Linked DNA regions of Mus musculus: region 2 is linked to region 1. The links are chromatin loops, found by intact Hi-C in ENCODE. Cell type or tissue: heart. All regions are shown on one strand. Each heading gives the region's core, and the rest is flanking DNA. Links, peaks and the distances in the headings are about the cores only. Region 1 overlaps Gm45943 (a long non-coding RNA gene). Region 2 has its middle 12 kb from the start of Gm45943.

The links. A loop is a pair of places that touch in the nucleus more often than their neighbours do. Peaks named below come from ENCODE experiments on the same cell type or tissue, not always from the same donor. Only the 100,000 strongest peaks of a DNase experiment are listed, where the experiment ranks them.
Region 2: a loop joins it to region 1, with 3 times the contacts of the local background. A loop is called at or near these places in 7 of 42 quality-filtered maps.

What each region holds. Positions count from the first base shown.
Region 1 is chr6:58,545,641-58,550,041 of GRCm38, forward strand. The region is part of intron 2 of Gm45943 (a long non-coding RNA gene); the gene reads right to left. Among named protein-coding and RNA genes, the nearest start is that of Gm35077, 14 kb to the left of the region's middle. In heart, for the core only: no CTCF peak of the experiment used is centred there; no DNase peak of the experiment used is centred there.
Region 2 is chr6:58,594,231-58,598,631 of GRCm38, forward strand. It overlaps a transcript of Abcg2 not described here. Among named protein-coding and RNA genes, the nearest start is that of Gm45943, 12 kb to the left of the region's middle. In heart, for the core only: no CTCF peak of the experiment used is centred there; DNase peaks (open chromatin) are centred at 2,071 and 2,361; H3K4me3 peaks cover 2,113 bases; H3K27ac peaks cover 1,458 bases.

The DNA of each region.
Region 1 (4,401 bases), core at 215-4,214:
GGCCTTAAGAGTAATGTGCTACCACAGAGCTCTAAATTCTTAGGTCTAGTAAAACTATCTTGTCTGGAGAGTTTCCCCTTATCAGGGTAGTATATCAACTTATACTTGACATGGAAGTAGCCTGTAGTAAAAGATTTCTATCTCAGTGAGACTTTTAGTCTCTATCTACAGACAGCTGAGTAAATAGCAGATGTTTATATTGTTTTATGATGCAGCTTAATTAGTTACTGAATAGGTTAAGCTCCTTGCTGCTATCTGGAATCTAAGAACACTGGAAAAAGGCTTTAGCTATGTTAGAATACAATCTTAAAAGGCATTTACTATAAAGTAATACTATATAGAGTGCACGTGAATCTATACACTAGATTAATGTGGTGGAAATTTAAATATAATGGGTTAGGGAAAGAGATGCCATAACTCAGGGAGGAAAATTTCCCTGGACTCTTATCCTCGTGAAACAGCTTCCAGGCTTTTCGCCTGACAAACCGATCCAAACTGGAGAGTTGGCTTTCGCCAGAATATCCAGGAGGAGAGTCCTAGAAATTCATTTCTCACGAGCAGCTTTTTGGCATTTCTGCCTCACAAGCTGACTCCACCAGAGTGCCTGGCAACACAGACTTAGTTCAGAAACCATGGTAACTCAATCTCCCCAGACACTAAACTCTAAAATTTGATATTTTTAAAGGCTGGACTTATTTGCTCTATAGTGCATGCATATAAACATTGTTATATTGTGATATATACCCAAACATTGAATGATAATTATCCAGAAACTGACAAGTGATTTAATTATACATTTACTATAGACAGAGAAACAGTTCACAATACACTGTGAAGTTAAAAGAGGGCAGGGCAGGACTGGAGAGGTGGCTCAGTGACCAAGAGGACTGGCTGGTTTTTCAGAGGACCCAGGTTCAATTCCCAGTACCCACATGACAGCCCACCATCCTCTGACGTCATCCCTAGTGTATCTGATGCCCTCTTCCCACCTCTGTGGGCACTAAATGCACATGGCACACGGACATGCATACAGGCAAAACACCCATACACATAAAATAAAATACTATTAGTTGGTTTCTACTCATTTTTGAATAAATGAAAAAATACAATTATCATTAATTATCACCATATGCTATTTTTCCAGAATGTTTACATTATTATATTTCTGTGACATATACATATTGTTTTATCCAGTTTTAAAACATTAGCAAAATATATTATTAAAAATTGAGTGAAATTCACTCTATGAATATTAAATTAAAAGAATTTTTAATTTATTTTTAATCCTGGCTTTAAAAAAATGAAGCAGTTAATGGGTTTAACAAGGGAGTGTTGCAGTTACCCATGTGTGCCATCAGAGGGCGCCAAAACTGTCCGCTGATACTTAGCTGCAGAAATGATGTAGCTGGATCCCAAGGCATTTGTAGCTTAAAATGGGCAAAATTTCTCTGAATAGAGTAAGCGTTTGTTAGTGATATATTTTAGTACACTTTTTCAGTGTATAAAAATTTAACAGTACCGTTTCCCTAAAGGTGAGATTCTCAAAATTTCTGGAAATATGTAGACTAACACTTGACCCTGACTGTTCGATGATTTAAGTTACAGGGGAAGGTTCCAGACAAACAGTAATAAGGAATGTCTGTGGTGGCCAGTTGTGAATGGAGCGAACCAGTTTCCAGTGCAGTGCACTCTTCAGACAAGTCCGAGGTTCCCATGAGCTCGGGGAGGCTGAACCTGACTTATGACCCCCCTGTCCCGCGACCCTGAGCTGGAATGGAAGGTTCTTCCAAAGAAAGAGTGTGTCAGGCTCAGTATCCCCCATTACTAGGAGTCGTCTCTGGGGTCATCCTTGGTAGATTCCAGGGAGTTTCTCTGCACTTACTTCACACACACACTTCCAAGCATCTCTTTCAGTATTTTCCCAATACAGTGAGTTCCCAAGCAGAAAAGCCCAGGCATGTTGGAAATGCCTCTGGTAACCCACGGCACCTCAACCCCAGTATCTGAAATGGAACTTGAACCCAACTTGCTCCAAATGTCTATATACAAACATGTCTGTGCCTCCCATTCAGACCTTCCAGGGAAACCCAGGAGATAGCTTCTCTACTTGTGACTGACTTGTCCCCTCAGCTCCCTCCTTACTGTGAGATGATAGCTCTCCAAAAGGGATCCCCCTGCCTCTGGGGTAACCCTTATTCATTGTCCATGCCATGTTCGAGATGTGCTTGTGTTTAATTGCATCTTCGAAGAAAAATTTAAATTCTGGTATTATATAAAAGATTCTTCTTCATGTTCTATCCTTTGCCTGCTCAGAATAGTTTCTAGTTCAACTAACCTCCCCCAAAGTCTCTCTCTATATATCCCTGTCTGTCTCTTTGTGTATGTGTATGCATGTGTGTATGTGTATTCATGTATATGTATGTACTTTAAATTTTATTTTAAGTGTTTGAGTGTACTCTGACCCCCTGAATCCCTCTGCATGTATGTCTGTGTATCATAGGCATGCCTGGTCCATCTAGGACCTCTTATAGGGCACTGGACCATCTAGAACTGGTGTCACAAATGGTCATATGTTTTCCTGTATTATCTTACCACAGCACAAGGAGAACGTTTCTTTAAAATGTTTATTTTCATTATTATTTTACTTTACATGTAATGATGGTTCACTTTTACGTGTGTTTGTGCACCATGTGTGAACCTGGCACCAGTGAAGATTACAAGAGCAGGGCAGATTCCTGGAGTTACCGGTAATTGTGAACTACCATGCTGGTGGTGGGAATTGAACCTAGGTTTGATTACTGGGACCCAGTGGTAGGAAAATAGAACTTACCCCTTTAGGTTGCCCTCTGATCTCTAGTAGTGCACTGTGGATTTGTGGATTTGTGCAGCATGTATGTAAGGGTTGAGAGTTGGAGAGATAGCTCCGTGCACAAAGAGCTTGCCCAACAATCCAGAGGAGCTGAGCTCAGATCTCTATTGACCAAGTAAAGGCAGATGCAATAGTTTGTGTCTGCAGTCTCTCATTACTGTTATAATGAGTTGAGATGCAGAGACAGGAAAATTCTCCAAATTTTGAGACTCTCTCAAAAAGAGGCAAGCAGAGAACCAACACTCAAGGTTGTTTGCTGACCTCCACATCCTTTATAGCACACACTCACCCATATGCATATTCATGAACAAGCATACACATACCTACATAGATGGCAGAGTTGGGAGGCAGATTTGTTTGTATGTGTGTATGTGTAATGTATATGTGTGTACTATATATCATATATATATATATATATGTGAGATATATATAAAATATATATTATATATATATATTTATTTTTAAAACTTTAGTGAGAATAATCCATGCTAAGCTACTGAATTGCTTGTTGCTGTCTTAAAGGACAATGGGAACTTATCTTCTTAGGAGATGGCATGTCTACACAAGAGTAACACACATAGTGCTTTAAAGTATAAAGTCAGGTTACTCAGTCATATCTCCATAACTGCCTCATTCCTGCCCCATATCACCGAGCATACTCTTTGGCCCTTCTTTTGTCTGGGGATGAGGAGTTGGTAAAGTGCTTTCTTTATAAACGTGAGGGCCTGGGGTCATATTAACAACCTCAGGCAGATCCTTGGAGCCTGTTCATCAGCCCCTAACCTACACACCAAGTTCCAGGTCAGTGAAAGGCTCTATCTCAAAAGAAGCAAACAGAATCCCTCTTTTCTGCCCATCCTGTTTTCTTGGTGATAAGTGTTTCTCTCCATGCCCCCCCCCACAATTTCCTTTATTTCAATTTTTCTTTTGTTTTTATGTTTCTTTGATTGACTCAATTTCCTCTTTTCATACCTCTCTCTCACTGGCTTAGCATGCTGTGAACTATAGTAACTACAGAATGAAGGATCTAGTAATATCTATGACACCCCTGTTTATGTTGTTTCACAAATGAGTTTCCAAACTCTGAATATTCACACCTACTTCTATTGAATTTCAAAGAGACAAAAATGCATTCAGGTTATTTTTCACTGTAGTGTCCTTTGTCTAATATAACATATGTATGTAATTAATATTATTATATTAGTTATAGTAACTCTTACTAGTAACACTGTATTTTATATTCTATTCTACATGCTACATCATATATAATCAATATATTATATATAATATATTAATTATTACTTATATTATTTTATATATCACATGTCATATATTATATCATATATTATATTATATGCTATATGTTATCTGTTATATATTATGTATTATGTATTGTATATATATATAAAACTATATTAGTCATAGTAAATATAATATATATATATAGCACAAATATAGAAAAAGACTGATTTTTTTGTTCTTATAATTATATTAGAAAAAGTCTTGCCATGTAGTCTGGTCTGCTCAGAACT
Region 2 (4,401 bases), core at 220-4,219, 49 kb after region 1:
ATAGCTTGAGGCAGGGTCTCTCTTGTTTCTTCTTATATACAATGCTTGATTTGTATTAAACTTGTCTGAAAGGTTTGGGGTTTGGAATGTAATGGGGACACTGAGGGAGACTGTCCTTGGTATAAGAGACACTTATTTGAAGAATTATTAATTACATGGGTAGGAAGACAAAACAGCAGCATGGCAGGAGTTCTGAGCAAGCTCCTTGCCCCAGTGTCATAGGAAGACACACACACACAGCATGGGTGGGTTCTATGAGAGTTCAGGATCATGAAGCAGAACTGGAGTCGCTTCTTATAGGTCTCAGTGGAAGGGAAGGGAAAGGTCTCTTGTCATATGCTTAATGAGTCATCCTCAGTGTGAGCCAAGCTGTCCTTGATTCCCAGGTCACAAGGGAGGTGGCCCTGCGTTCTGGAGAAGGATTGCATGACTCCGAGAATGCTGAAGGGGAAAAGAACATCTAGTTGAGGTGGATCCATTATACCTGTAGCCCTCTGATGTCCTAGGAGTCTGGTAACCTTGGGGAAGTGTGAATGACACTTGCCATTCTCCTGAAAGCTGGGCACCTGGGAAGTCTGCTACAGGATTAGAGGATTAAAGAGTCATTGACAGCTGTGGCTGTAAGGAGGAAGCTTCTTCGTGTGAGCACAATTATCTTATACTTATAAAGCTGGCATTGTCTCCATGCAGAAGGGACACTCTTTGATGCCCACCGAGTAGTACGTTTCCTTCAGCTCACTTGGTAACTTAGTGGTTTGTGTAAGGATGTACTGTTAGATACCAGCCTCTCTGAACTCCTCTCACAGATACTGAGAGTCACACTTCTGGTACTTTGTGTGTCACTTGCTAACAGGCTCACCTGGGAAGTGCAACTACACCAAAGACTTGTCACAATTTGTTCCCCACCCCATCCTCTGCTTCCTGCCTGGGAATCTGAGAGCCTGACTGTAGACTCTTGTTGTGAACCCCACTTCCTAAAAATGTATGGGAAGAGGCCTCCTCTTCTGCACATAGACTCTGATTCTCTGTAGAAACTTCCCCATGAGGTCACTAGTGTTTGAGACCCAAACTCTTCTGAGAGCCCCTGGCATTCTGCTGCTCCTGTCTGTGTGTTCACAGCACTAATAACTCTTATAATAAACTCCTTAGTCCCCAGTCATTGATCTGTGTCCCCTGGAATCACCAACCTCAAATCCAAAACCTATCAATTTGTGGACTTGGTGGGTATAAGTGTACAGAGGCAGTAGGATTTGGTCATAAAGACAACATAGTATTAAAGCTGACCACAGAAACTTGGTTAAGGCTTTTTAACTGTATTGAACATTTTTTTCCTTTGCTTTGGATTATATATAAGTTTTGATGCTGTAACCAGGAATGCCTGGCAGGAAGAGGATACTTTAAAGACACTTGTGCCTGCCCTTTTGGATGTCAGACTATTGAAACAATAGCCCCAAAGAAATTACAAATTACCCAAGAATCTCTCATGCTGGGAGAAAGAAAAGGCTGAGAGGAAGCCAGGAAGACATTTCAGCTTGACAAAGAACTGTCCCCTTGAGCAAGATTTACAACTTCTCAGATGACACCAGAAAGTTTGGATCTCAGACAGCAGTGATTGGCCAGACCATTAGGAGCCTGAAGCTTGAGGATGGCTGGGGGTGGGGGGTGGGGTGGGGGTGGGGTGGGGTGAGGTGGGGAGTAGCGGGGTGTGTGTGTGTGTGTGTGTGTGTGTGTGTGTGTGTGTGTGTCCCGTCCATCCGTCTGTGGATTTCTTTGCCCTTCATTTCACGGTATGATTGATTCTTCTTTGCTTTTTTACGTTAGGTTTTTAAATATAGAGTTCCTAAGAATGAATAGCTGACCATCAGTGCCGAGGCTCTGGCCCTAACTGTGATAACAATGTGAGGCCAGATTAAGCAGCTTCCTGTTGTAGTAAACGACCTTTAGCTTTTTGTACCGCTGCTATAAAACATTCTGTTTATTCTCTGAAAAGAAACCGTTATCTCTCCCCCCCCACACACACACACCCAGTCTGAGGTATGTATGTAACTTCAGACATTTCAGAATTCTGTCATCGCAGTCTGACCAGCTGTTCACAGCTTTTGTTTAGGAAAGGACAGTGTGGCATCGCACATTACACGTACAGCTCGCCTTTCCTCTTTAAATCCCCGGTGGGCCTCGCAGTGAAACCTAACTCTGGTTTTGCTTTGGTTTTCGTTCGCTTCTTTTTCAAATGTATCTTCTTCCTGCTTACTTTTTTTTTTTAAGGCAGCGCCTGCAAAAGGAGAACCCCCCTTCCATAGGACTAAGAGACAGGAAGTTTACGCGGGGATGGGGGCGGGGGCGGGGACGGGGACGGGAAGCACTGCTGAAATAGGTTTACTCCCTCGGTTCTAAAATACAGTTGCTGTTAAGGCTGGAGATGCTGCTGCCCAGAGCACAAGATATAAAAAGATCTCTCTGTCTGGATTTCCTCTTTTCCAATCTCCTTGCCAGATAAGAGGGGTTAGGTTGTCTTGAGTTGGAACCCACATTTCTTTCTTGATTCAGGATAACCAGCTAACAGATATTCACTACTGTCGTCCTGAAATTAACTGAGGATATTCATTAATTTCCTGGAAGCTAGATTTTTGAAAAGTCTTGATTTTGCCTGTCTCTTGAGGCAAAACTTAGCAACTTTGGGGATTGATAAATCTTCTGTCTTCCTGGTCCTCTCCCTGCTTTTTCTCAACTCCACTGCAAGCAAGAGTGGACATACTCTTAGGGTGGCTTTTGTGGCAGGCATGGATCCTAGCTGAACTCTTTCTCCAGTGTACAACATTGCTGCATCTCACTGAGGCCTGACAGTTCTCCTTTTGACACCTCATTACACATAGCAGAGGTAAGTTGTCATTCTTGTTTTCTTCTGTCAGAGATGATCTTTTCTTAGGATCTTAGGAACTTATGCATGCCATGCAAATGGCCTACCTCTTAGCAATTCTCCCAGACTGTCTTGTTTTTATATCTTCATGCTAAATGGAGGTTTTTTTTTGTTTTGTTTTGTTTTGTTTGTTTTGTTTTGTTTTGACCTGTGCATTGACAAATGTGTGATTAGATCTGTACATTCTACACTTTACTATGAGTATGAGTCACTGGAGGATCTTATTAAAATATAGGATGAGAGTATGGGGGTTTAAGAGTAGTCAGAATGAATTTAACTACTTAAAGAAATAAGAACAAGAACTGGAGATGTAACTCAGTAGTTGGTCACTTGCCTAGTATATTTAAGGCTCTGGGTTCTTTCACAGTGCCACAAGGAGCTGGAAATTAAAAACCCTGCTATTACCCTGAGATTCTTTTTTTTTTTTAATTAGTTTATTTTGTTTTAAAGACATGGTCTCACTGTGTAGTCCTGGTTGGTCTCAAACTTTATCTGCCTGTCCCCACCTCTTGATGCTAGGATTAAAGTCATGCACCACTGCATTTGCCTTAGAATTTTTAAATTTTATCAGGGGTTGAAATCAAATTCAAATTGTGATAGGCTAGCCAGTATCCTACCTCTAAGCTATATCCCTAGCCCTCAGATTCTGCCTTTTAACAACCTACAAGTTTGTATTCCAGCCTTGAGTAAGTAACAAGTGCTTGCCTAACGCTCTAGAGATTTTGCTTTTTAAGAATGGGCTGGAAGGTACAGACAGGACTAGATTTGGCTGAGCGCATGATTAAAGAGCTGAAGAAAACAAAATCAAACAACATCCCTGCCCTGGTTGTCTTTCAGTCTGATGTGTTATCTTTAAATTTAGAAGTTTCTCTTAAGGAGTTCCTAGATGCTGTAAGCCAGGTTTAGGGTGTAGGTGTCTCCTTTACTGCATGTTCGTTCATCTTTGAGCAAAGCCCTTTCTTTCTTCTCCACACATCACACATTTATTTACCAGCCCATTCTGCTTTTATGTCACAACACCAGAGAGGAGTGGTGAGAACAGAAGCTACATGCTCAGAAGTCTGAAATATCTTCTGTTAGATCTTTTACAGCAGAGGTTTGCCAAGCATCCATGATGTAGACAGAGGTACTCTTTACTCTCCAGGTCAGTCCGGCTATGACTCTGGTACTCTTTTTGGCACTGGTGATAGAAGAAAGAACCAGAAATCCCTACTTGTTTGGAACTTACCTCATAGATAGATAATAAAGAAGAAGAAAATACATGTATGAAACAGTGTATAAAAGTTATTCAGGGAGGCAAAAAGTAGGTTTAACAACAAAGTATTACTGACAGCTATTTGAAGGCAGTCTGAAGAGACAGAGAGAGAGGCAGGCAGTGGAGAAAGGCATGGGTGAAGCAGAAGACCAGTGTGGATGGAATAATCACTTTATGGTTCCCACAGCTGGGCATTTGTATTCAATAGTTACTGCTGGCTTAAGGCGAC